3 separate regions of the Homo sapiens genome follow, and all the other regions are linked to region 3. Evidence: chromatin loops called from intact Hi-C (ENCODE). Cell type or tissue: PC-3. All regions are shown on one strand.

The links. A loop is a pair of places that touch in the nucleus more often than their neighbours do. Peaks named below come from ENCODE experiments on the same cell type or tissue, not always from the same donor. Only the 100,000 strongest peaks of a DNase experiment are listed, where the experiment ranks them.
Region 1: a loop joins it to region 3, with 3 times the contacts of the local background. A loop is called at or near these places in 2 of 110 quality-filtered maps.
Region 2: a loop joins it to region 3, with 2.7 times the contacts of the local background. A loop is called at or near these places in 4 of 110 quality-filtered maps.

What each region holds. Positions count from the first base shown.
Region 1 is chr2:43,367,755-43,375,754 of GRCh38, reverse strand. The region is part of intron 29 of THADA (THADA armadillo repeat containing); the gene reads left to right. Among named protein-coding and RNA genes, the nearest start is that of LINC01126, 140 kb to the right of the region's middle. In PC-3, no CTCF peak of the experiment used is centred here; no DNase peak of the experiment used is centred here.
Region 2 is chr2:43,337,679-43,345,678 of GRCh38, reverse strand. THADA (THADA armadillo repeat containing) reads left to right here. Exons shown (of 38, transcript NM_022065.5): 30 at 1,442-1,557. Among named protein-coding and RNA genes, the nearest start is that of LINC01126, 110 kb to the right of the region's middle. In PC-3, no CTCF peak of the experiment used is centred here; a DNase peak (open chromatin) is centred at 4,538; H3K27ac peaks cover 1,238 bases.
Region 3 is chr2:43,290,579-43,298,578 of GRCh38, reverse strand. THADA (THADA armadillo repeat containing) reads left to right here. Exons shown (of 38, transcript NM_022065.5): 32 at 5,366-5,745; 33 at 6,357-6,475; 34 at 6,811-6,883. Among named protein-coding and RNA genes, the nearest start is that of LINC01126, 67 kb to the right of the region's middle. RefSeq lists enhancers at 946-1,447, 4,546-5,745 and a silencer at 4,975-5,269. In PC-3, no CTCF peak of the experiment used is centred here; a DNase peak (open chromatin) is centred at 4,578; H3K27ac peaks cover 1,167 bases.

The DNA of each region.
Region 1 (8,000 bases), 77 kb before region 3:
GAGGTTTACTGCCCAGCAGAGGAAAGTCAGAATAACCAGCGTTATATTCTTTTGGCCTACAGATTTTTCAGTTTCCTAAAATTGTGACCTTGTATTTAGAAAAAGAAAACATTTACAAAATTTTCCTCTGTGTAAAATTATTTTGAAGTGCATGCTAGCTTCACTTTAACGCTACTCTTTTGGAAAGAATTTTGTGTAAGGTGCATTCATCTTAGATGTCATCCAGTAATTGAAAAGCTAAGAAGCTACAATGATGAAGTATAAATCAGACAGGGACCCCAAGTATACTTATCATTTTAAAATTAAGAAGAATAGAGAGAAAATACTGTGTTATATTATACTTACTTCATTCCTACTTGGTATACAGTTTGTGATCTTGCAGTGTTTATTGCTCCATTGATAGTTTCATTGACAAACTGGATTATGTGGTGGCTAGAGGATGATATAATAGAAAGAAGTTTTGGATCCAGGCAGACAGTCCTGGACTTGATATTCTCTTTCCCCATTTTCTAGATACTTGCTAGGGCAAGTCACTTAAACTCTGAACTGAAGCTTACCCATCTGCAAAATAATAACGCATAATTGGCAACGATGCTGTAAGGAATAGAGATGTTACATGTACAAATTCCCAGTATAGTGGCTGGCATGATATAGTTTCTTAATAAATGGTAACTATCATTTGCATAGTTTTTCTGGTTTTTTTTTTCTTTTTGGTCCACGACCATTTATTAGAAAATAAATCTTACCTCCCCAGACTGAAAGCTGTCTTTGTCATACACTGAGTTTCAGTATATAGTTGCTCTTATTTTCCAGATTTTTGGTCTTTTCCTTTGAACAATTTGTTTATTCATACACCAGTTGCTCATAGTAGCTTTACAATATGTGTTTTACAATTTGGTGTAGACTAATTCCCCTTCAGTATTATTTTTTCAATATTTTATGAACTTTAAATCAATTTGTATAGTCGCCTACCTTTTATTGTCATTTTTAAAATTAGGATCACACTAAACTAATATGTTAACTTATTAACTATATATAACATATTTAATTATGTGTTATTTAGTGGTTTATGCCATTCCATTTGTTTGTATCCTTATATGTCATCAACAGCATTACATTTTAAAGGTTCCTTCGTATAGAATGCATTTTAAAAATATTTCTTATTGCTGTTATCAGTGGGTACTTTTATTGGTTATATCTTTTGATAGTGCTATTTTACTTTTGAAAATGATTGACTTCTGTATATTTGCTTTGTAATAATACTATTAGTCCTCACTTCTATTGCACTAACTCTGGGTCAAACACTTAGATGCACTTACATATATTTGCTGATTGAATCCTCATAACGGTTCTAGAAAGTGAATACTATTTTACAGTGAAGAAACTGAGGCTCATATAGCTAGAAAGTGGCAGATCCAGAGTTCAGAACCTGTATTCCTAACTTCAGTACCATACTGTACCGTGTCACCTAACTCTCATTTGCTGTATTATTTGTAAAGATCTTTTGTGCACTAATATGTTTTCCGTTGATTCTCTTGGGCTTTCCCCAAGAATATTACATGTTTTTGATTGGGCTGAATATTATAAAGATGTCAGTTTTCTCCAAACATAGGCTTAATGCATGTCCAATAAAAATTTTAACTTTTTAAACTTTCACTTGATAGTGTAATTCCAAAATTCCAAAATTGATGTGCAACAATAAATAGTAAGGATCAATGAAATGTTTTTTGATTGAGATTGTGTTGCATCTGTCAAGCAATTTGGGGAAAACTGACATTGTTAAAGTATAATTTCATAAAGGTAAAATCACTCTCAGGCAAATATAAAATGAACATGCATGTAAGATTTTATTTAACTCATTAATTAATAAGGGAACTAGAAAGATGTTGTGATCAATACAAAGAACATCTGTTGGTAATATTAGAAATGAGTTTTCCTGGTGTATTCCAATAGAGAGTTTAAATACTTATTAGACTTGGGCAGGCTCATTGGCTCATGCCTGTAATCCTAGCACTTTGGGAGGCCGAGGTGGACAGATCACATGAGGCCAAGGAGTTCGAGACCAGCCTGGCCAACATGGTGAAACCCCATCTCTACTAAAAATACAAAAATTAGCCAGGCCTGATGGTGTGCACCTGTAATCCCAGCTACTTGGGAGGCTGAGGTAGGAGAATCGCTTGAACCCGGGAGGTGGAGGTTGCAGTGAGCCAAAATCGTGCCACTGTACTCCAAGCCTGGGAGACAGAGTGAGACCCTGTCTCAAAAAAAAAAAAGTTAACAACTGAGATTTATTACAAGCTATTAATTTTTTTCCTTAAGAGAACCTAGTCATGTACTAACACAAATTATTTTAGACAGAAAATAGAAATTATTGGATGCCAATAATAACTTGCATCAAGAGAATAAGCAGTTCTAGTAGTCTTTTAAAGTTGACAGTTTTCATAGAGATAGTGAAAATGTTGGGCTTTTTGTTTTAATTCTTGAACATCATTTATGATTTAAACTGTGTGTTATATATTGTATTTTAAATAAACATGTAAACTTGTCATTATTTTGTACACTCCCCTAACATTTAACCTTAAACACCCAATACATGTTTGTTAAATGAATGAATAAGAGTAATGCTGTTTTTGAGTAATTCAAAGGGTGTGATGGTGATAGTATTTTCTTTTCTTTTTTTCCTCTTTGTTTTCCTATTGGTAGCATTAGAAATAAGTTTTTTGGGGGGGTATTCCAATGGAGAGTTTAAATACTTACTAGACTTGGCTGGGCGTGGTGGCTCATGCCTGTAATCCCTGCACTTTGGGCAGATCACTTGAGGCCAGGAGTCCAAGAGCAGCCTGGCTAACATAGTGAAACCTCGTCTCTACTAAAGATACAAAAAATTAGCGAAGGTGTGGTGGCGCACACCTGTAACCCCAGCTACTGCGGAGATTGAGACCGCGCCACTGCACTGTAGCCTAAGTGACAGAGTGAGAATCTGTCTCAAAAAATAAATAAATACTTATTAGACTAATGCTCTACACTTGTCACAATGGAAGTCGAGCCACTTTGAAATGCAGTTTATATGGCCTGTTTCCTTTTTGGTGACATGAAACAGGCATGCTGCATAGCAGAACAAGAAAACTCATGTTGTAGAAACCCCCTCTGTTGGCTGTGTTGAGTGGGTGGGGATTTGAGGACCTTCACACTCTGCAATGCAAAGTTCCCAGAGGGGTTAGAAACTCCTGACCCTAGAACTCCAAGTTTAATGGCCACTTCACCTGTCACTTCATCATTAAAAAAGAGTGAGATTTTTCTAGAATAAAGAAGAAATCTCATTAATTTGAATTTCACTATTTTAGGGTTTTGTTTTATTTGTGTAATTCTGACACATGTACTACAAAAATGTACCTTCCTCCGTGATGTTTATTATTAATGTGTCCTCTGAATGTATCAGGTTCAGAACAGAAACAGTACTTGTGTGTTTTAGTTCACATTACTCATCATATTTAAGTAATAAAACTAGCAGCTCTTTAAAACTTATTTTTTGTTTGAATAGATTTCTCGTGTGTTCAGATTAGTCTTTTCCCAGTTAGTTTGTTGTATGCACGTTCTTAGACATTTGCCACTGATGTTTAAAAATTGTTTAGCTGACCACACAGTCTTTGGAGACTACTAAGAAAGAAGTTTATATTGTGAGGAGGTGACAACAGGCAGCCCAAAGATGGGAGAATATGTTTGGATGAATGATGACAAAAACTCAACGCCCAGGAACGAGTTATCCCAACCATCAGAAATCCAGCATGAGGTGAATATCCTGGGGCCTGGGTTTTATAATCCATCACTGACTTGGGGAGTAGATATTTAAACAGTGGGGAAAGTTAGCACATAAACCTAGCTGCTAAAATGGCAAGTGATTTTTTTTTTTAGTGCACCAGAAAAGGGAAATAGCGGACCCTCTAAGCAATTAAGTGGCCAAATTGCGTGTGGAGGTTTGGCAAACAGACCAAAGTAATTCAGTCCATGGACAGCAAAATAGTTTTAGTTGAAGAAACTGTGAAGGTTTAATTTATTTTGTTTGCCAAGGAGTTGATGCATTCAGGGGTGAGTTAACAAAAGAATCAAAGAGTTTGAAAATCAAGTCAGTGATCTCTCCCCTTTGTGAAAAAGAAAAGAATGCATGTTTTGTTTTTTTTCTTTGTCTTTATTTTTATAAGAGCACTTTCTTACTGAATATTGTTTAACATAAAGAGACAATTTACTTGTGAAAGTTCATTCCCCTCTCAACAAAAACTGAGCATTGCTCTTTCTTATATTATGAAAAATCAGTATCTACTATTAACATTCTAATCAGTGTAGAAATTCTACCATTTAACCACCATTGCAAAAGAATGTTATAATATGTCATTAGACATATGTAAAAACTCATCAAGCTATACATTTCAGATTTGGAACTTCAAGTTGTATTGCTACTTTTAAAAAATTTTTGCATTAGGAGTGGTGGTCAGAGTTTAAGAATTATATTTGATAATTTAAGGAATTATATACTTCATAGTACTATGAAGAGGATATTCTTTATCTAAAAAGGTTCCCCAAGGACTGAAGCTTATGGTTAATTAAAAATAGAATAAATATAAAAATCTACCTTCAAGTTACTATGTTAATTATTTGGCACAACTCAAACTCCAGAGGCTGAAAAAGAAAATGTTGTGGGCATGTTTTTCAGTGTTCACTTCAAAGCAGAAATGTAATATTCATTAATCTTGTTCTTTGATTGTGATGTTAGCTCTTTTGTTACTGTGGAGTTTACCTTGGCCTGAGTGCTGGCAATTAAATAGCACAGTGAAGATTACTGGAAAACATTAACTTGTTATTGTTAGTTGACATCTTGCTGAGGTTGATGGGAAGTAGAGTTTATAAATAGCCTTGCCCCTGTGCATTGATTTTGAAATCTACTGAGTTTCAGGGATGAATCTCATTATTCAGACCATTCATTACTTACATTTGAAGCTTTTTATTTCACAGAGAGTAGTTTCATCCTTTAGAAAAATGTAATATTGAACATAGCTGTGATACACCCTTGTTGAAACTTTTGTGTTCAGTATTAACTTCTTGAGTAAATTAGCTTCCTATCATTTGCTTAACTTTATTTTTTTGGATATTATATAAGTGATGATCTTCCACTGTTTTAGAAAGGGGCCTATATTCCATTCTGTTTTATATAATTTATATTTTAATCTAGAATGATCTTTATGTTTCAAATGTTTTCAAATAAGCATCCTTGAACATTTGCAGTGTTCAACATGAAACTTCTGTTTGTTTGTGAGAACGGTGTTGCTGTATGTCCTTTCCCGAAAGCGGCCTGCCACTTGAATTTTTATGGTGCACTATCAGATGCAAATCATTAACTCTGAGATCTCTCCAGCATGATGGTGGAAAGAACACAGGGTCAAAGCAGTAATCCATGAGGGATGAAAGGAAGTTGACTCTATTATGAGAAATCTAGGCAGTCAAAGTATAACAAAAGTTTCTAGAAATCTGGCCAAATCGCCAAATAATTGCTTTGCTCTTTCAGGCCAAGAGGCAAACCCTAAGTTTGCATTCTCATTCTCCTCATTAACTGATGGTGTGGGAAGGATTCAGTGCTATTCAGGTAGGCTTTAAGACGTGGAGTTTTTTTGAACTGAGTGGTGGCTTTACTGATTAATCAGTAAGGTTTTCATTGAGTTTCAATTAAATGCTCAGTACTGTGCTAATTAAGCACTGAATGGATGTAAAGCAGTATAAATTCTTCACTGGGATCTTACAGCATGGTTGGGGAGACACAACCAACAAACCTGAAGTAGAAACATTGGAGTACAAGAATCACATAGTGTTAATTTTAAGTCCAAATTAATTTTCAGTCCATACTCACAGCATGGCTGGAGGATGTAGAAATTTCATGACTAAATTCTAAAGAGTTAAGTCATTTGGCTATATGTCTTCAGATCTCTGGTTGTTAGGACACTGACAAAAACAGGAAGATTTTATAGGCTGTCAGTGTTTCCCAGCTTTACCTGACATGAGAGTAACTTGGGGCACTGATGAGGATATGGATTCCCAAGTGCCTGTCCTGGAGATTTTGGTCATGAAGGCCTGAGGTAGGACCTCAGAATCTGCCTTCTTAATGAGCAACCTAACTGATTCTTGTGATCAGACAAACTTGAAAAATACTGGTTTAAGTGTGGAAGAGAGGGACGTAATGTACAAAACCTAGTTAATATAAGAGATAAGTTATTGTTTTTAGATCTAAAGGATAAGAAGGTGTATCCCCCAAGTGATAGATATTATATGTCACAAAGTAATCTGCTTTTGAGATTAAAGGACCATGAAGAGCACTAAGAAAACCCTGAAATTTCTAAGCTCAAATATTTAATGGACAAAAGGTGTTCTGGATTTCATTTTATCACTTGTTCCACTCTAGGAAGGGTGATCCTGGTCATTCATGTGGAGAAGTGGGCAGGAAGACATGAGTAAGGAGGACACATTTGAAATAGCTCATGGTATTAGCTTGGCAGACACAACGGGAGACTCTTCCAAGACTGCTCAAAGGCAGGACTGAAGGAAGCAGGAGACTGAGCAATTTAGTAACAATGTTTGGTGGTCAAGATCAAGGGGCATGAAGTAAGAGTTGTGGGAAACGAGGGCAGAGATAACAATAATAATTTTAGTTGCACGTGATACATCTTATGAAGATCAAGTAGGTCAGCAGTATGTGTAAACTCTTGGGCCTCATGACATCCTCATCCTAAAAGATAGGGGCAGGGTGGTGGTACTACTTCAGTTTTACAGCTTGAAAGCTAGTGTTAGGAGAGGTGTCATTGCTATAGACAGTGAACTAGAGAAAAAAGTCAGAGAATTTGAGCCAGTAGGTTTTCTAACTTGTGATGTTAGGTTGGATAGATGTTGGGGGACTGGAGAAGAGAAAAAACTATGTTTGAGTTGAGGTGGTGAGTCTAATTGTTAAATTTTAAGTGGGTTTCAGTATAGGTAAATTAAAAGGAAGTTATCAACAGATTTAAAAAGTGCTGTGGGCCGAGCACAGTGACTCATGCCTTTAACCCCAGCAGCACTTTGGGAGCCTGAGACAAGAGGATCACTTGAGGCCAGGAGTTCCAGACCAACCTGGGAAACATAGTGAGACCCTGTCTCCACAAAAAAAAAAAATAGCCGGACATGGTGGCTGGCACACACCTGCAGTTCCAGCTACTGGGGAGGCTGAGGTGGGAGGATCACTTGAGTCCAGGAGATCAAGGCTGCAGTGAGCTATGATCACACCACTGCACTCCAGCCCGGGCGACAGAGCAAGACCCTCTTTCAAAACAAAGTGGTATGGAGTGGAGATGATGAAGATAAGGGGCTAACGATGTTGAGAGGGCTTTTAGCTTTGAGCAAAGAGAAACTAGATTTGTATGGCAAGTAAAGTTGATGGTTCAGCACAAGTATATGATATAAAATGAACTTTTGTACCTCCTTAAGATGACTGATAGATGACACACTGATAATTATTATCCACATCTTAACCATATCTTTTCTGGTAAGCCTACTTTTTAAAGTAGTCTGCAATGGAGAAAGGTGTTTTTGTTTGTTTGTTTCTTTGTTTGTTTGTTTTTGTGAGATAGAGTTTTGCTCTTTTTGCCCAGGCTGGAGTGCAATGGCGTGATCTCGGCTCACTGCAACCTCTGCGTCCCGGGTTCAAGTGATTCTCCTGCCTCAGCCTCCCAAGTAGCTGGGATTACAGGTGCTTGCCACCACGCCTGGCTAATTTTTTGTATTTTTAGTAGAGACAGGGTTTCACCATATTGGCCAGGATGGTCTCGATCTCTTGACCTCGTGATCCACCCACCTTGGCCTCCCGAAGTGCTGGGATTACAGGCGTGAGCCACCGCTCCTGGCCAGAAAGTGTTTTTAAAAATTAAACTTTGCCTAGGATTTTGGTCTGTGGGCTTTTTTCTCTCCAACATAACAGTAGAGAGACT
Region 2 (8,000 bases), 47 kb before region 3:
TCTTTCAGGACAGTGGGGATTCAGGCTGAGGAAGGTATTTTTTCCCTCTGGCAGTCACCACATAAGAACAGAAGCTCCAGCCAGACCCATTGCTCCAGACTCCACGTCGGGTGGTTTGGGTCCCTGCGGGGGTGTGGTGAAGGCATGACATTTGATCTGTTGCTTCTGAAATAACAGATCCATTATTAGACAAAGCATTTTCAGTCTCCACATTGGGACTTGTGTGCACTCTCCTGTACAGTTACTTCTGTTTAGAAGAAATTTATTTTGATTCTCTAAACAGAAGGTGCTTGGCATGTATTTGTTGTTGGTGATTGCAGACGTCTGACCCAGTAAAACCTGCCAGTCTACCCATTTAGGGTCTGATGACTCTGGATTGATTTTATCTGGCCTTTTCTGTTTCTCATTACCCCCTTCCGTATCTAACTCTCAATTATTTCACTATTGTCAGCCCATTGTTGATAGGAGAGAAAGAGAGGAAAACGTTGAATCTGGTTACACAGAAAGAATCATTCACAGCTCTAGAGAAGGATATAATAGGGAAAGAAAACAGATGTTATTAAAATAGACTTTCAGAGTTCTTAGTGTGTTTATCTATGCTTACTTTGCCACACCCACCTCTTCCTCTTGATTTAGATAAGGAGGCTGGAGACTGAAGGATTTCTCTTGACTTGCATTTCTCTCCTTGGCACTAGCCAAGGTCAAAAGATCTCATTTATGCCCTTGTCCTTATTCTTTGTCTGCTATAGATTTGTACTCCTCACAGAGGCTTTGCGGATGTCATTGCTGAATCCAGTACATACATACGTGCATACATGCATATACACGAGTATCCTTGTATAAGTGGGGCACGTCTGCATTGCTGCATTCACTCCTGACATCGAAGGGAAGATCTGCTAAAAAAAAAAAACAAAAAAAACCCTAAATAGTTACAAACATCACTGCCCAGTATTTGCTAAGGCAAGAATTAGTTTGACCTACTTCTTTAGCCACGACTGTTCTAATGAACTCAGACATGTAAACCAGTTTAGACTCTCAAACAATGTATTTTTCTTTAAATTTAAGACTTTGACTTTAAAAGGCACATTTTATTTTCATGTGCGACAGCTAACATAAAGATGTTTGCATTTCTTTGCTGAAATCAGTGTATAGGTTGTTTGTAACTAATAAACTCTTGTGGCAGATGATTGTTGGGCCACAGTCATCAGTTTTGGGGATTGTGTGAGAAACCCATAGCAAAGTATGGATTAAGGACTTGGGTTTCTCGGCACTGCTACATCCTCCAAAACCAACATGCCTTTCTGCAAAGAGACCAGAGCTACATTCTGCAGGTGTCTGTTTTCTTTGAGGGGAACATTTTAAGGAAACTTAAAAGGGAGGAACTGAGCATTTAGGAAAAATATATTTTCACAGCAGGATTTTTTTTTCTTTTTTGGTTTAGGTTTTTCATTTGTTGCAAGCCTACTCAGACTCCAAACACGGAACGAATTCAGACTTCCAGCACGAGCTGACTGACATCACTGTTTGTACCAAAGCCAAACTCTGGCTGGCCAAGAGGTATGTTAAAATCCCACATGAGCAAGGAGTTATCAGGGGTTAGGAATACATTTGAGAATTGCTGTTTCTAGTTGTGGGGAGTTTTAAAAGTCATTGGCATGAGTTTTCTAAACTTATTGGAGTATTTATCCTTTTAGAACTTTGGGTTGTGGTAAAGAAAGAAAAATATTTTCTTGACAATTTTTCTAAAACTGCTAAGTGACTGAGGGGCATGTAATATGGCTTTTTGTCTGCCCACCAATCAGCTTGTTTTTGTTGAAACCTGCTGCGTGCCCAGTCCTGTGTTAGATATTATAACAATGAAAGGCAGTAATTGACTAAATCATGTGGTACAGACTCTTAGGTGCCGTGGCAACTCAGAGATTAGAGATTGCTGTAGGCTTGAGCAGGCACTGAGGGACAGATAGGGTGTGAATAGCAAGAGGGGATGGAAGTTGCCTTTCTTAGGTGGGTAGTAAGGTAGCTTGAATAAGCAAGGCAAAAAAGAATAGAAACATATTTTTCATCCTTGCCATTGTTAGTTTATCCTGGAACTTAGAACATTTACTGTGTGAAAGATGAAGGAGTAAAAGGAATTTCTCATGTAATATACAGGGAGTCCTCTCTGTAATGCCATGTTCAAAATCTGTGTTGCAGGACTCTGGTGGTGGTAGGATAGTGTTAACTGCAAAGGCCCTCCGTAGGTCCTCTGTAAGTTCCACCAGAGTAGCTCCAGAAGAGGCGCATGTGTTAGTGTTACTACCTTTCCTGCCATAGTACACGCATTTAATTAAGAGTCAGTTTATTGGCCGGGTGTGGTGGTTCATGTCTGTAATCCCAGCACTTTGGGAGGCTAGGGCAGAAGGATTGCTTGAGCCCAGGAGTTCAAGAACAGCCTGGACAACATAACGAGACCCCATCTCTACAAAACAACGACAACAACAAAAATTAGCCAGGTATGGTGGTGCATGCCTGTAGTCCCAACTACTTGGGAGGCTAAGGCAGGAGGATGGTTTGGGCCCAGGAGTTTAAGGCTCTAGTGAGCTGTGATTGCACCACTGCACTCCAGACTGGGTGACAGAGTGAGACCTTGTTTCAAAAATAAATAAATTTCTGATGCTTAGAGTTTGAGAAACAAACAAGTTGAAAAAAAAAGAAAAAAGTATATTGGCTGTCTAAAGTAGAAGCCTCTCTTTTTTATTTTTCAAAAAGTGTGCTTTTGGTCACTTTTGTTGGGCTCTTACCTTCTGTGGCAAGTCAAGTAATGGGCTGTGTGAGGCTCTCAAATCAGTTTAATTCAACAAAGCATTGTTGAGCACAGGCTACCTGCTAGCCTTTGTGTTAGGAGATATAGGGATACAAAAATATAAAAGAGCTAGTCCTGGCTCCAGGGACTTCCAGGAAGTGAGAAAGACGTGTATAAATAATTTTCATCTGGTATATTAAGTATTATAACAAATGTCTGTAGTAGGTACAGCATTACGCCAGAAGAGGGGTGAGAGAGGGCTGACATCAAACTGGCCATCAAGAGTGAGCCAGAATTTTGCCAAGTGGCCAACACAGGTAGGGGAATTCCAGGCTTAGGTAACGGCATAGGCAGAGACACAGCAATATGAAACGGCACTGTAGGTTTGCAGAACCATAAGGAAGTTAGCCCTCTGGAACCTAAAGTGTAAGGCACAAGTGGCAGAGAATGGGGCTCAGGAAATATGCCCAGGCCACACAGTGAAAGCTCCTGTAAGAAACCTTTTGGTGAAGGAGCCAGCGGTGGATTTCCCAATGTGTGGATGTGTGTATCTCAATTATTGTCTCAACATTAATAGCTTTGGATAGGGATATTGATGGAGAAATTATCTTGTGTCTGAAATGCCGGTAAAGTTATTGGGAGCCTCTCATTTTTAGTCTGTTAGTCTATTCTCCCTTTTTTTAGACAGGGTCATGCTCTGTCACCCAGGTTAGAGTGCAGTGGCGCTACCACGGCTCACTGTAGCCTTGACCTCCTGGGGCTGAAGTGATCCCTCCGCCTCAGTCCCCTGAGCAGCTGGGACTACAGGCACACGCCACTATGCCTGGCTAATTTTTGTGGGGTTTTTTGGTGGAGAAGGAGTTTCAACAGATTGCCCAGGCTGGTCTCGAACTCCTGAGCTCAGGTGATCCACCTGCGTCGGCCTCCCAAAGTGCTGGGATTACAGGCATGTGAGCCACTGCACCCAACTTGTTTTCTCCATTTTATTTAGAGAGTAGGAGTTGCTTACCCATGAAGTGTTTACCCACGCCTAGTACCATTTGCCTTCTGTGTGGCTCTTAGCATCCCAAAGATACATATCACATCAGTACCCTCAGCTGTTTGCCAGGTAATAGGCCACTTCTTCCTACCTGTTATTTCTGGGGATCAAGAAGTCAGAGCTGTCCAGAAATTATCCTCTGAAACCTGCTTCTAGCCAGGACTGTCCCAAGTATCCTAACACTCTAGTTCTTAAAGTGCTGTAAGGAAGGAGTTTCTGCCCCCTTAGCTTGCTACTCCTTCATGCATCTCGTAGAAAGTCATTATCCACTGGCTTCCTGAGTCCATTACCTCTTGTTGGATGAGATGGAGGAGATGGAGCGGCAGGCCAGCCATTGAGTGGACCTTCATGTTGTGCAGTGCCTGAAGATGGCTGACAAAGCTGCCATCAGCTTCCTCTGCAGCTAAGAGGAAGGGAAGTCCTCCTGGCCTTTTAAAACCTGTCCTGTGGTCCCTATTGCTGTTTTCTAATTGGGCTTTCCATTCTCATTCCCTCTGCTCCCCACCCCACTTCTGATTTTTCTCCATGATTTTCCAGCTCTAGAAGACAAAGGAATGAATCACTGCAATTTACTGGGTTTCCACCTTCCTTGCCCAGAATGTAGGACAGCCACTTTTCTGTTTCCAGTACAGTCAACTCTCTATTATCCAAGTGTGAACTTTCCGCTTTGTGGGTGGTCTGTAAATGGTTCCTAACACCAGGCTTCCTTTTGCTCCCCAGCACACTTTTACAAGTGTTAATCAGAATGTGTTCAGAGCCTGAAATAGAGTTTGGAAGGAAAACATACTGCCAGACAGCACAATGCATTCCAAAGCTATGTATCAGTTTTTCTATATTATCCACATCATTGACAGGATAACTTTGAGGTTCCTAAATAGCAAATTATAGAACTGGGTATAAGTGATGAAGCCTCGGTGTCACATGCCTGCCCTGTCCCTGAGGTCCTCTTGTTCTGGGAGTTGTCTGTCTATACTAGTTAACTCCATGCTCAGACACACCCCCTCTCGTCCTAGCGGTCCCTTCTCAGAACAGACCCCTGTCTTTACTTTCTCACCTGCCTTTCCCATGAAGATATTACAGTGCAGAGTATTCCAAATTCAACTACTGAAGAGGCTTTTTTATGTCCCTGGTAATTTACACATGAAAGAAAAATAAATGTTCCTTTGAGTCTACTAAGGATTTTCTGTATCTTTTGAATATAAGCTATGAAAAATTAATGTTTTTGCAAAGAAAAAAATGTTGCCTTAAATTTTAACACCGACACCCTTTTCCTTCCCTAATTTATTTGATCATTAGCCTGAGTTTCTTCAGTCCCATAAGTACAAAAATGCTAGTGGATATGTATTTGTCCTTTTGTTCTCAAAGAAAGTTTTTAAAAAATTGATTGGCACTATTGGATAACCAATTCAGTCTTTAAATTTTGACTCTGAAATTGAGGGAACATAAAATGAAGACTTTTGTCCTATATTTGTGTTTTGACTTTGCAAGATTAATAGGGATTTATATGAGGTGATTAAGCAATAGCCATGGAGTTGTTGGGGAATTTTTGGTGATGAGTGGTCAGCTGGCAACATGGCTTCAGGAAAGGACTGGGCTTCTGCTCTTACAGGCTGCTTTTCATTCCAGGATGTCAAAGCCTTAATGGAAATCAGCTCATTAATCCTTCAAGTCCTTTCCTTCCTGTTTTCCTCCACTCCTCCCTTCTTGATCCAGTTTACTGTCTAAAGCAGTTTACTAACTACTGAAAGAAAACTAAACTGACCTAGACCAGAAACGAAATGAGAGTAGCCGTCTAGTAGGGATCTGCTGCTGTCCTGGAAAGGATGGCAGTGGGCATCATGAGAGAGGAATCACCCAGTCTGACACTCATGCTAATTACAAAAACTTTTTTTTTTAAGTTTTTTATTTATTTATTTATTTTTTAGTTTTAGAGATGAGGTCTGGCTGTGTTGCCTATGCTGGACTTGAACTCCTGGGCTCAAGCAGTCCTCCCACCAGAGTCTTCCAAGTAAGCTGGGATTACAGACATGAGCCCCATGCCCTGCCACCCTTGCTGCTTGCAGATTCCAGCTCAGCTGTCCCAGCTAGATCGCTTATTTACTTTGGCTAAGAGTTGTAATTAGTATTATATTAGGCTTAAACTTTTCAGAAGTGAATTTGGCTATCTAGTTTCTCCTTCTTTGGTTATAAAAGGAAAAAAATAAGTGTGTATGTGTATGTTTATATATTGCATGTGTGTTTCTTTTGGTAAACTTAGTGAACTAAATGGACTAGTCAGGGCTGGGTGCGGTGGCTCATGCCTGTAACCCTAGCACTTTGGGAGGCCAAGGTGGGTGGATCACATAAGGCCAGGAGTTTGAGACCAGCCTGGCCAACATGGTGAAACCCAATCTCTACTAAAAATACAAAAAATTAGCTGAGTGGTGGCACACGCCTGTAGTCCCAACTACTTGGGAGGCTGAGGCATGAGAATCGCTTGAACCTGGGAGGCGGAGGTTTCAGTGAGCTGAGATCATGCCACTGCATTCCAACCCGAGCAACAGAGAAAGACTCTGTCTCAAGAAAATGAATGAATGAATGCATGCATGCAGTGGATGTGATAACCAGAAATAAATATGTGCCCTACTAAAATTTTTTCACCGTTTTCCCCTTCATTGTTGTGTGCTGCTATATGCTTATCATAGAAAATTAGTCAAGTACAAAATTTGGAAGAGAGTAAAAGTCTATTCTTACCACAATCCATAAATCACTATTATTGGTTAAGAGTTGTATGTAATTCCTTCATCTTTTTTCCTATGCTTTTTTTTAACTTTGTCAAGGCTATACTGTATATGTAAGTTATAGCTTCCTTCCTTTTTTCACTCGATAGTATCATGAGAGCATTTGTTATTATTTCAAACTCTTTGTGATACAGCTACTGTGGAAAACAGTATGATATTTCCTCAAAAAATTGAAAATAGAATTACTATGTTAATCCAACAATTCCACTTTTGAATACATACCCAACAGACTTGAGAGTGGGGTCTCAAAGAGGTTTCCATAGCAGCATTATGCACAATAGCTAAAACATGGAAACAGCTCAGGTGTCCATTGATGAATGATGAATGGATAAACAAAATGTGGTATATACATACACCAGAATATTACTTAGCCTGGAAAAGGAAGGAAATTCCAACATATGCCACAACATGGATGAATCTTGGAGAAATTATGCTAAGCGAAATAAGCCAATCACAAAAAGACAAATACTATATGATTCTGCTAATACAAAGTACATAGAGTAGTCAAGACCTAGAGACAGAAAGTAGAATAGTGGTTGCCAGGGGCTACAGAGAGGAGGAAATGGGGCATTGTTTAATGGATATAGTGTTTTAATTTTACAGAATGAAAAGGGTTCTGGAGGCTGGGTACAGTGGCTTAGAGCTGTTATCGCAGCACTTTGGGAGGCCGAGGTGGGCAGATCACTTGAGGTCAGGAGTTCAAGACCAGCCTGGCCAACATGGTGAAACCCATCTCTACTAAAAATACAAAAAATTAGCCAGGTGTGGTTGCGCACACCTGTAGTCCCAGCTACTTGGGAGGCTGAAGCAGGAGAATCGCTTGAACCTGGGAGATGGAAGTTGCAGTGAGCCGAGATCGTGCCACTGCACTCCAGCCTGGGCAACAGAGGGAGACTCTGTCTCAAAAAAAAAAAAAAAAAAAAGTTCTGGTGATTTGTTACACAACAATATGGATGTGCTTAACACTAGCAAACTGTACACTCAAAAATGGATAAGATGGTAAAGTTTATATTATGTATATTTCATCACAATTTAAAACATTTTAATGGAAAATATTTAAAAGAAAATATACCCCATCATTCATCTGAAGTTATCATTGTCTTGACATTTTATGATAATTATTTCTTTGCTTTTCTTCCTAGTTTTACCACCTGTGCATCTCTAAAAATAAAATACTTTTGCCTATTTTTCAATTAAGAAAAAAAAACTTTGAAAACATCATTTTTGAAGGTAGCATATTTTTGTCACCTGAATAATTACTCATTAAATTTACCTAACCATTGCTGGCATACAGTTTGTTTCCCATTTGTTTAGTGTCGTAGATGATGTTTCAGAAAAATCTTTGTACATGAGTGTGGTGTGTGTGTGTGTGTGTGTGTGTGTATGAGTGTGTGTGATT
Region 3 (8,000 bases):
TGTTTCTCACAGAGGGGGATTTGGCAGGGTCATGGGACAACAGTGGAGGGAAGGTCAGCAGATAAACAAGTGAACAAAGGTCTCTGGTTTTCCTAGGCAGAGGACCCTGCGGCCTTCCGCAGTGTTTGTGTCCCTGATTACTTGAGATTAGGGAGTGGTGATGACTCTTAACGAGCATGCTGCCTTCAAGCATCTGTTTAACAAAGCACATCTTGCACCGCCCTTAATCCATTTAACCCTGAGTGGACACAGCACATGTTTCAGAGAGCACAGGGTTGGGGGTAAGGTCACAGATCAACAGGATCCCAAGGCAGAGGAATTTTTCTTAGTGCAGAACAAAATGAAAAGTCTCCCATGTCTACTTCTTTCTACACAGACACGGCAACCATCCGATTTCTCAATCTTTTCCCCACCTTTCCCGCCTTTCTATTCCACAAAGCCGCCATTGTCATCCTGGCCCGTTCTCAATGAGCTGTTGGGCACACCTCCCAGACGGGGTGGTGGCCGGGCAGAGGGGCTCCTCACTTCCCAGTAGGGGCGGCCGGGGCGGCTGGCCGGGCCGGGGGGCTGACCCCCCCCACACTCCCTCCCGGACGGGGCGGCTGGCCGGGCGGGGGGCTGACCCCCCCACCTCCCTCCCGGATGGCGGCTGGCCGGGCAGAGGGGCTCCTCACTTCCCAGTAGGGGCGGCCGGGCAGAGGCGCCCCTCACCTCCCGGACGGGGCGGCTGGCCGGGCGGGGGGGCTGATCCCCCCCCACCTCCCTCCCGGACGGGGCGGCTGGCCGGGCGGGGGGCCGACCCCCCCACCTCCCTCCCGGACGGGGCGGCTGGCCGGGCGGGGGGCCGACCCCCCCACCTCCCTCCCGGACGGGGTGGCTGGCCGGGCTGAGGGGCTCCTCACTTCCCAGTAGGGGTGGCTGGGCAGAGGCGCCCCTCACCTCCCGGACGGGGGGGCTGGCCGGGCGGGGGGCTGACCCCCCCACCTCCCTCCCGGACGGCACGGCTGGCCAGGCGGGGGGCTGACCCCCCCACCTCCCTCCCGGACGGCACGGCTGGCCGGGCGGGGGGGCTGACCGCCCACCTCCCTCCCGGATGGGGCGGCTGGCCGGGCGGGGGGCTGACCCCCCCCCACCTCCCTCCCGGACGGGGTGGCTGCCGGGCGGAGACGCTCCTCACTTCCCAGATGGGGTGGCTGCCGGGCAGAGAGGCTCCTCACTTCTCAGACGGGGCAGCTGCCGGGCGGAGGGGCTCCTCACTTCTCAGACGGGGTGGTTGCCAGGCAGAGGGTCTCCTCACTTCTCAGACGGGGTGGCCGGGCAGAGACGCTCCTCACCTCCCAGACGGGGTCTCGGCCGGGCAGAGGCGCTCCTCACATCCCAGATGGGGCGGCGGGGCAGAGGCGCTCCCCACATCTCAGACGATGGGCGGCCGGGCAGAGACGCTCCTCACTTCCTAGATGTGATGGCGGCTGGGAAGAGGCGCTCCTCACTTCCTAGATGGGATGGCGGCCGGGCGGAGACGCTCCTCACTTTCCAGACTGGGCAGCCAGGCAGAGGGGCTCCTCACATCCCAGACGATGGGCGGCCAGGCAGAGACACTCCTCACTTCCCAGACGGGGTGGCGGCCGGGCAGAGGCTGCAATCTCGGCACTTTGGGAGGCCAAGGCAGGCGGCTGCTCCTTGCCCTCGGGCCCCGCGGGGCCCGTCCGCTCCTCCAGCCGCTGCCTCCCGGGCGGCCGTTAATTACAATTTTAAGAGCAGATTTCTGAGCCATATTTCTGACTGTGCCAAATAAATGAAATTCCTTTTGAATGTAATGCTGTCCTCTAGCAGCAGTGGGTAGGAAGGATAGGGAAATGGTACCTGGAGATGATAGTACTGTGCTCTTATTATTATTAGATTGTTATGAGATTCGGTTTTTAGACATTGAAACAGAGATGACACAGAGGTTGAAGATCCCAGCTGCCCAGGGTTTCCCCCACTGCTTTATAAAGATACTGCCTGGCTGGGCTCAGTGGCTCCCACCTGTAATCCCAGCACTTTGGGAGGCCGAGGCGGGCAGATCACCTGAGGTCAGGAGTTTGAGACCAGCCTGGGCAACATGGTGAAACCCTGTCTCTACTAAAAATACAAAAATTAGCTGGGTGTGGTGGCGTGTGCCTGTATTTCCAGCTACTCTGGAGGCTGAGACAGGAGAATTACTTGTACCGGGGAGGCGAAGGTTGCAGTGAGCCAATATTGTGCCACTGCACTCCAGCCTGGGTGACCGAGGGAGATTCTGTCTCCAAAAAAATAAAAAAATAAAAAGATGCCTCCTGGTGAGCTGGGAATTCTGCAGTGTCTGAGTTAAGAGTAGCGGTATGGCCGGGCACGGTGGCTCACGCTGTAATCCCAGCACTTTGGGAGGCTGAGGCGAGCAGATCACGAGGTCAGGAGTTCGAAACCAGCCTGTCCAGCATGGCAAAACCCTGTCTCTACTAAATATACAAAAATTAGCCAGGCGTGGTGGCATGCTCCTGTAATCCCAGCTACTCAGGAGGCTGAGGCAGGAGAATCACTTGAACCCTGGAGGTGGAGGTTGCAGTGAGCCGAGATCGCACCACTGCACTCCTGCCTGGGCGACAGAGCGAGACTCCATCTCAAAAAAAAAAAAAAAAAAACAGTAGAGGTTTGTCTGCAGCCCCAGATGGTGGCCTCCCTGGGGTCCCATCATGTTGGAGCCCAAGTCCAGTCCCCATTTTGCCCCCTGTGACAGACTTTGAAACAATTTGATGTGTTACATAAATACTCTATATTTTTAAATCTCGAATTATTGCAAGTCTATGCAAATTTTCAATTTCAAATAAATTTTTCTGTTACCTGAATGTTTTACATATGCATTATGTTTATGTTAGTTTTCTAGAAGTCAGCAGAGTTCTCTGAGTTATAATGAGATGATAAATATAAACGGTGTTTTATTAGCTATAAATGCGTATCACTTAAATGCTGTCTGGTAAGCCAATCCAGGATAAACTTGTTAACATCTTGGGTACAGTTGTCAGGATTTATCAGAGAATGCTATGAATATAATATCTAAATTTTGGCAAGGCATTTGGTGAAGTCTGTCATAAGTTCTTGTAGATAAAACTTCATGGACAGAATGATACAATTAAGAGGATTCATAAGTGGGGGATGACTCAAACCGAAGAGGGCTAGTTAATGAATTAGTGAGAGCCTGGAAGAGCGTTTGAGGCAAGGGCCAGCAGGGAGCCTGCTCACCAAAGGCCTCCACCCTCCAGCTTGCCCACATTTTTAGTAATTATTTGATTTTGGGCATTTAGGCATTCCTGTGAAATTGAAGTTTGCCAACTACTTTGTATGCGTTTTTGAGATAGGGTCTCACTTTGTCGCCCAGGCTGGAATGCAGTGTCAGCATCCTGGCTCACTGCATCCTCAACCTCCTGGGCTCAAGTGATCCCCCACCCAGCTGACTTTTTATTTTTTGTAGAAATAGATTTTCACAGTGTTGTCCAGGCTGGTCTCAAACTCCTGGGCTCAAGCAGTCCTCCCACCTTGGGCTCCCAAAATGTTGGGATTACAGGCATGAGCCACCACGCCCAGCTGGTTTACCCAATTTCTATTAGATGATGAACATGTGTGAAGAACTGGGTGCTGGGAGGTACCCGAGACTCCTACCCTAGTCCGCACCCTCATTCCCTAGTCCTGCCAGTTTTATCCCTTCAGTGTTTTTTTTTCTTTCTTTTTTGCCTTTTTAAATGATCACCTTGGCTTCAGACCTTCAGCGTTTCTTAAACCCACCTTCTCCTGATTCCTTCTGAACTTAAGGCCCTCGTCATTTATTTCTCTCCTGGACTACGGTGCAGTAGTGTTGTAACTGGTCTCCCTGCCTCTAATATTGCCTCCTCAACGATAAGAGCACTTCAGTGAAAATGGGCCCCTGACCTTACTGCTTAAAATAACCCCCCAGTGGCATTCCGTTGCATACAGAACTAGCTGCTTCACATTGTCTAGGAGGCTTTCTGTACTCTAGCCACATTTCTTCCCTAGCCTCATCTCCTGCCCTTTCCCACCTCAAATTTTATGCTCCAGTGTTATGGGATGGCCTGTAGTTCCCCACATGGTCCGTTCTGTTTCATGCCTTTGTTGAGCCTTTGCTCAGCTGGTTCCCCTGCCTTTGGTGGTGCTAACACATTGTCACCTGTCTTCCTCTTTGAGGCCTAGGTTATCATTTGTACCACTATATTGGAATTATGTGTTCATGCATTTCTCTTTCTCAAACTAGACTGACTATAAACTCCTTAAGGGCAGTGATCTTATTTAGCTCCTAGCACATAGTAAGCAGGCAATAAGTTTTTGGTTTTTTTATTTTTTTAATCAGAACTGAGAATATGAAAAGATCTCGGCAAATGAAAGGTAGACCATAAAACTTAACAGGAGGATAAAATTTAACAGGGATATACTTGGGCTTAAAATAAACAAAGAAAACACATCTTGGCTTAAGTACTGAGTACAAAGTGGGAGAAAGATGACTCACCACCATCAGTAGACCACGTCAAAAAAGAAGGGCTGTGGTTTCAGTTGACTTTGTGCTCCATATGAGTCAACAGTGTGATGCAACTCCAGTTCAGAACAGAGAAAGTAATAGTCCTGCGGGTCAAACCATGCAGGAGATTTGTGATCCAGCCTATTGGCCATCCTTTAAGAGAGGGTGAGGCATGTCCACAGGAAAGCAGCTAGAATAATGAGAGACAGTGACCCCATCATTTGAGGAAGGAAGTAGGAATGTTTCATCTGGAGAAGACAGAGGGGACACAAGAATTGTAATCAAATGTCTAAAGAGCTGTCATTGGGAGCCTCAAAATGTAGCATTAGGCCAGTGAGTAGAAACACAAAAAGAACTTTTTGACAATTAGATCTACTAACAATGGAATAAGCTGTCTCATGAGCTCCAGGGTACTGTAGGGTTCAACCAAGAGCTTCTGGGAAAGGGTGTTACAGAGGGGAGCTTCACCCCTGAAGGAAGTTTATACTAGATGTCCTCTTCTCATGGTCAGCTTTGAGGCTCGGTGATAAGAGGTCACTGAGTTCGTATTTATTGAATGTTGAGGAGGGGTGCCAGGAACGCATTTTCTAATAGTAATGCCTTTGTGCCCCTGTTGGAAAAATTATACATTACCTAAATGGAAATTGTTGTGGACTAGAAGTCTGAACCTTAGAGGGCCACTCACTTATGACAGTGTTTGAAATCTGCTTATGGGAGACATCTGATGGCCTCACGCAGTGGATTCAGTCTTCATTCTTTCATGTCCTTTTGTGGAAATTTAAAGTGATTATCTCTTTCCCTTTTGCTTTTTTTGCTTCTTAGTTCTGGAGAGTCTTGGCTTCTGGGAGGAAGTCAGAGGGATTATCTCAGGATCAGAGCTGATAACGGGATTCCCTTGGGCCTTCAAGGTGCCAGGCCTGCCCCAGTACCTCCAGAGCCTCACCAGACTAGCCATTGCTGCAGTGTGGGCCGCGGCAGCCAAGAGTGGAGAGCGGGAGACGAATGTCCCCATCTCTTTCTCTCAGCTGTTAGAATCTGCCTTCCCTGAAGTGCGCTCACTAACACTGGAAGCCCTCTTGGAAAAGTTCTTAGCAGCAGCCTCTGGACTTGGAGAGAAGGGCGTGCCACCCTTGCTGTGCAACATGGGAGAGAAGTTCTTATTGTTGGCCATGAAGGAAAATCACCCAGAATGCTTCTGCAAGGTAAAGTCTCCAACGTACTGACTGGCCCTTTACACTCCCCACATTCTTTTGTGAGCCACTGGAATGGTAGGATCATGAAGGCAAGATTGGGTTTAGGCTCTCCAGGGGCAATAGGAAGTAGATTCGGCAGCCAGTGGATAAGGACTCTCTTTTTATGGTGGTTGGCATGGCGTCATACCTGGTAGGGCACCAAGAAAAGCTTTTGATGATAGGAGTATTGATGGCAGAGATTAACCAAAGACAGAGCAAACCACTTTGGGATGTTTAGGAAACAGATCATTAAAAATTCACTGTAGAGTGTGTCAGAGGTAGTCTTTGCTGACATGGCTATTTCAGGGCAGTTGGCCACCTGGGAAGCATAATCAAAAGGAAAGGGCACTGGCCTAAAATCAGGGCATCTGGCTCCCATCCCAAGTCACTAGAGGCCCTCTGGTTAGTCATTGCATCACTCTGCCTCAGTCTCCCAAAGGTATTATGGGGGAAATAAGAAGTCAGTGGGAGCCTTTTGAAAGGTAGACCTCTTGTTGATACAATTGATTATCATGTAACATCTAGAGACATCTCCCTGAGTATTTATTTCTCTTTTTTGTGTGCGGATTTGGCTTACACAGATACTGAAAATTCTCCACTGCATGGACCCTGGTGAGTGGCTTCCCCAGACGGAGCACTGTGTCCATCTGACCCCAAAGGAGTTCTTGATCTGGACGATGGATATTGCTTCCAATGAAAGGTTTGCCCCCAAAACCTCCTGTGCAACCTTGGTAAGATGTATGGTCCCATCAGTCATTATGTAATGAACTTGCACACAATCCTGCCCTCAGGTCTCAGGTCCTGTATTTCATTCTAAACCTCAGCCTAAGAGTTCTAAACTCAAGCAATAGAATGATGTCAGTGATTTGCATTAATAACCAAAAGGTAATTGCTTCCGGAGGCATTTTTGTAACCAGGAGGTAGAGATTTTCAGTATTCACCTCTGCATGGATTACAGACTATCTGCAAAAACCGGTGTATGAAATATGTCTGATTGTAATTTTGTGTTGTTTTTTTGTTTGTTTATTTTTCTAGATCTGAAATTCAGAGTGTAGCTCTGAGACTTGCTTCCAAAGTCATTTCCCACCACATGCAGACATGTGTGGAGGTAAGGCTGGTTCTGATCTTGTTCCGGGACCTAGGATTTTTTGTTCTCATTTACTCAGAAGATGTCAGTAAAAGTGAACAGTCTTAGCAGGCAGAACCCCTGTGATATGTGTATGTAACATCTACAGAAATATTGTTCGTGCTGGTTTTTCAATTCGAGTATAACTTCAAAAGACTTCTTTGGACACCACCTTTCTTTTCTCTTGTTTTAGGATTTTTTTTTTTTTTTTTTTTTTTTTTTTGAGATGGAGTTTTGCTCTTGTTGCCCAGGCTGGAGTGCAGTGGCACGATCTCGGCTCACTGCTACCTTTGCCTCCCAGGTTCAAGCGATTCTTCTCCAGCCTCAGCCTCCTGAGTAGCTGGGATTACAGGCTTGTGCCAGCACGCCCGGCTAATTTTTTGTATTTTTAGTAGAGGCGGGGTTTCACCATGTTGTCCAGGCTGGTCTCGAACTCCTGACCTCAGGTGATCCACCCGCCTCGGCCTCCCAAAGTGCTGAGATTACAGATGTGGGCCACTGCGCCCAGCCTGTTTTAGGCATTTTTTTAATTAGAGTTCAAAGGGATAACAGAACCTTCCCCCCAAAACACATATGCCCAAACCCCTTGTTTTTTCCCCATTTCTCTAGCTGGACTCTTTATTTAAAGAGGAGTAAGCATGTCAATTCCAAAAGTATTTAGGATTGCAACCTAGTGAACTAAGTATGCAAATACATCGCTAAGGCTTAAATATTCCCCCAGAACATGGCCCAGCTGGCTCTGGATGGAGGCCCAGATGCGCCCCACCTGTTTTACATGTCCTTTGGTAGTGAAATAGAACCGAAGTAAGAAAAACAGCTTCCTGGGAAGATGTCTTAAGACAAATACATGCTACTTAGGTGCATACAAGATAGCACCCTCACAGAATCACAAGTAGAAGGCAGCCAATACCACAGGAAAATTACCTGAAGATCCAGATTCCACACAGCCACACTGATGGTGGTGGCATAACATTGTGGACCCTGAGCCCTTACAATAAACCTAGCACTGCTGTGTAGGTACTGAAGATACAGAGATGAACAGAGACTAGAGCTATAGTCTAATGAGAGAAAGTTAGATAATTACATTAAATGCTCTAGT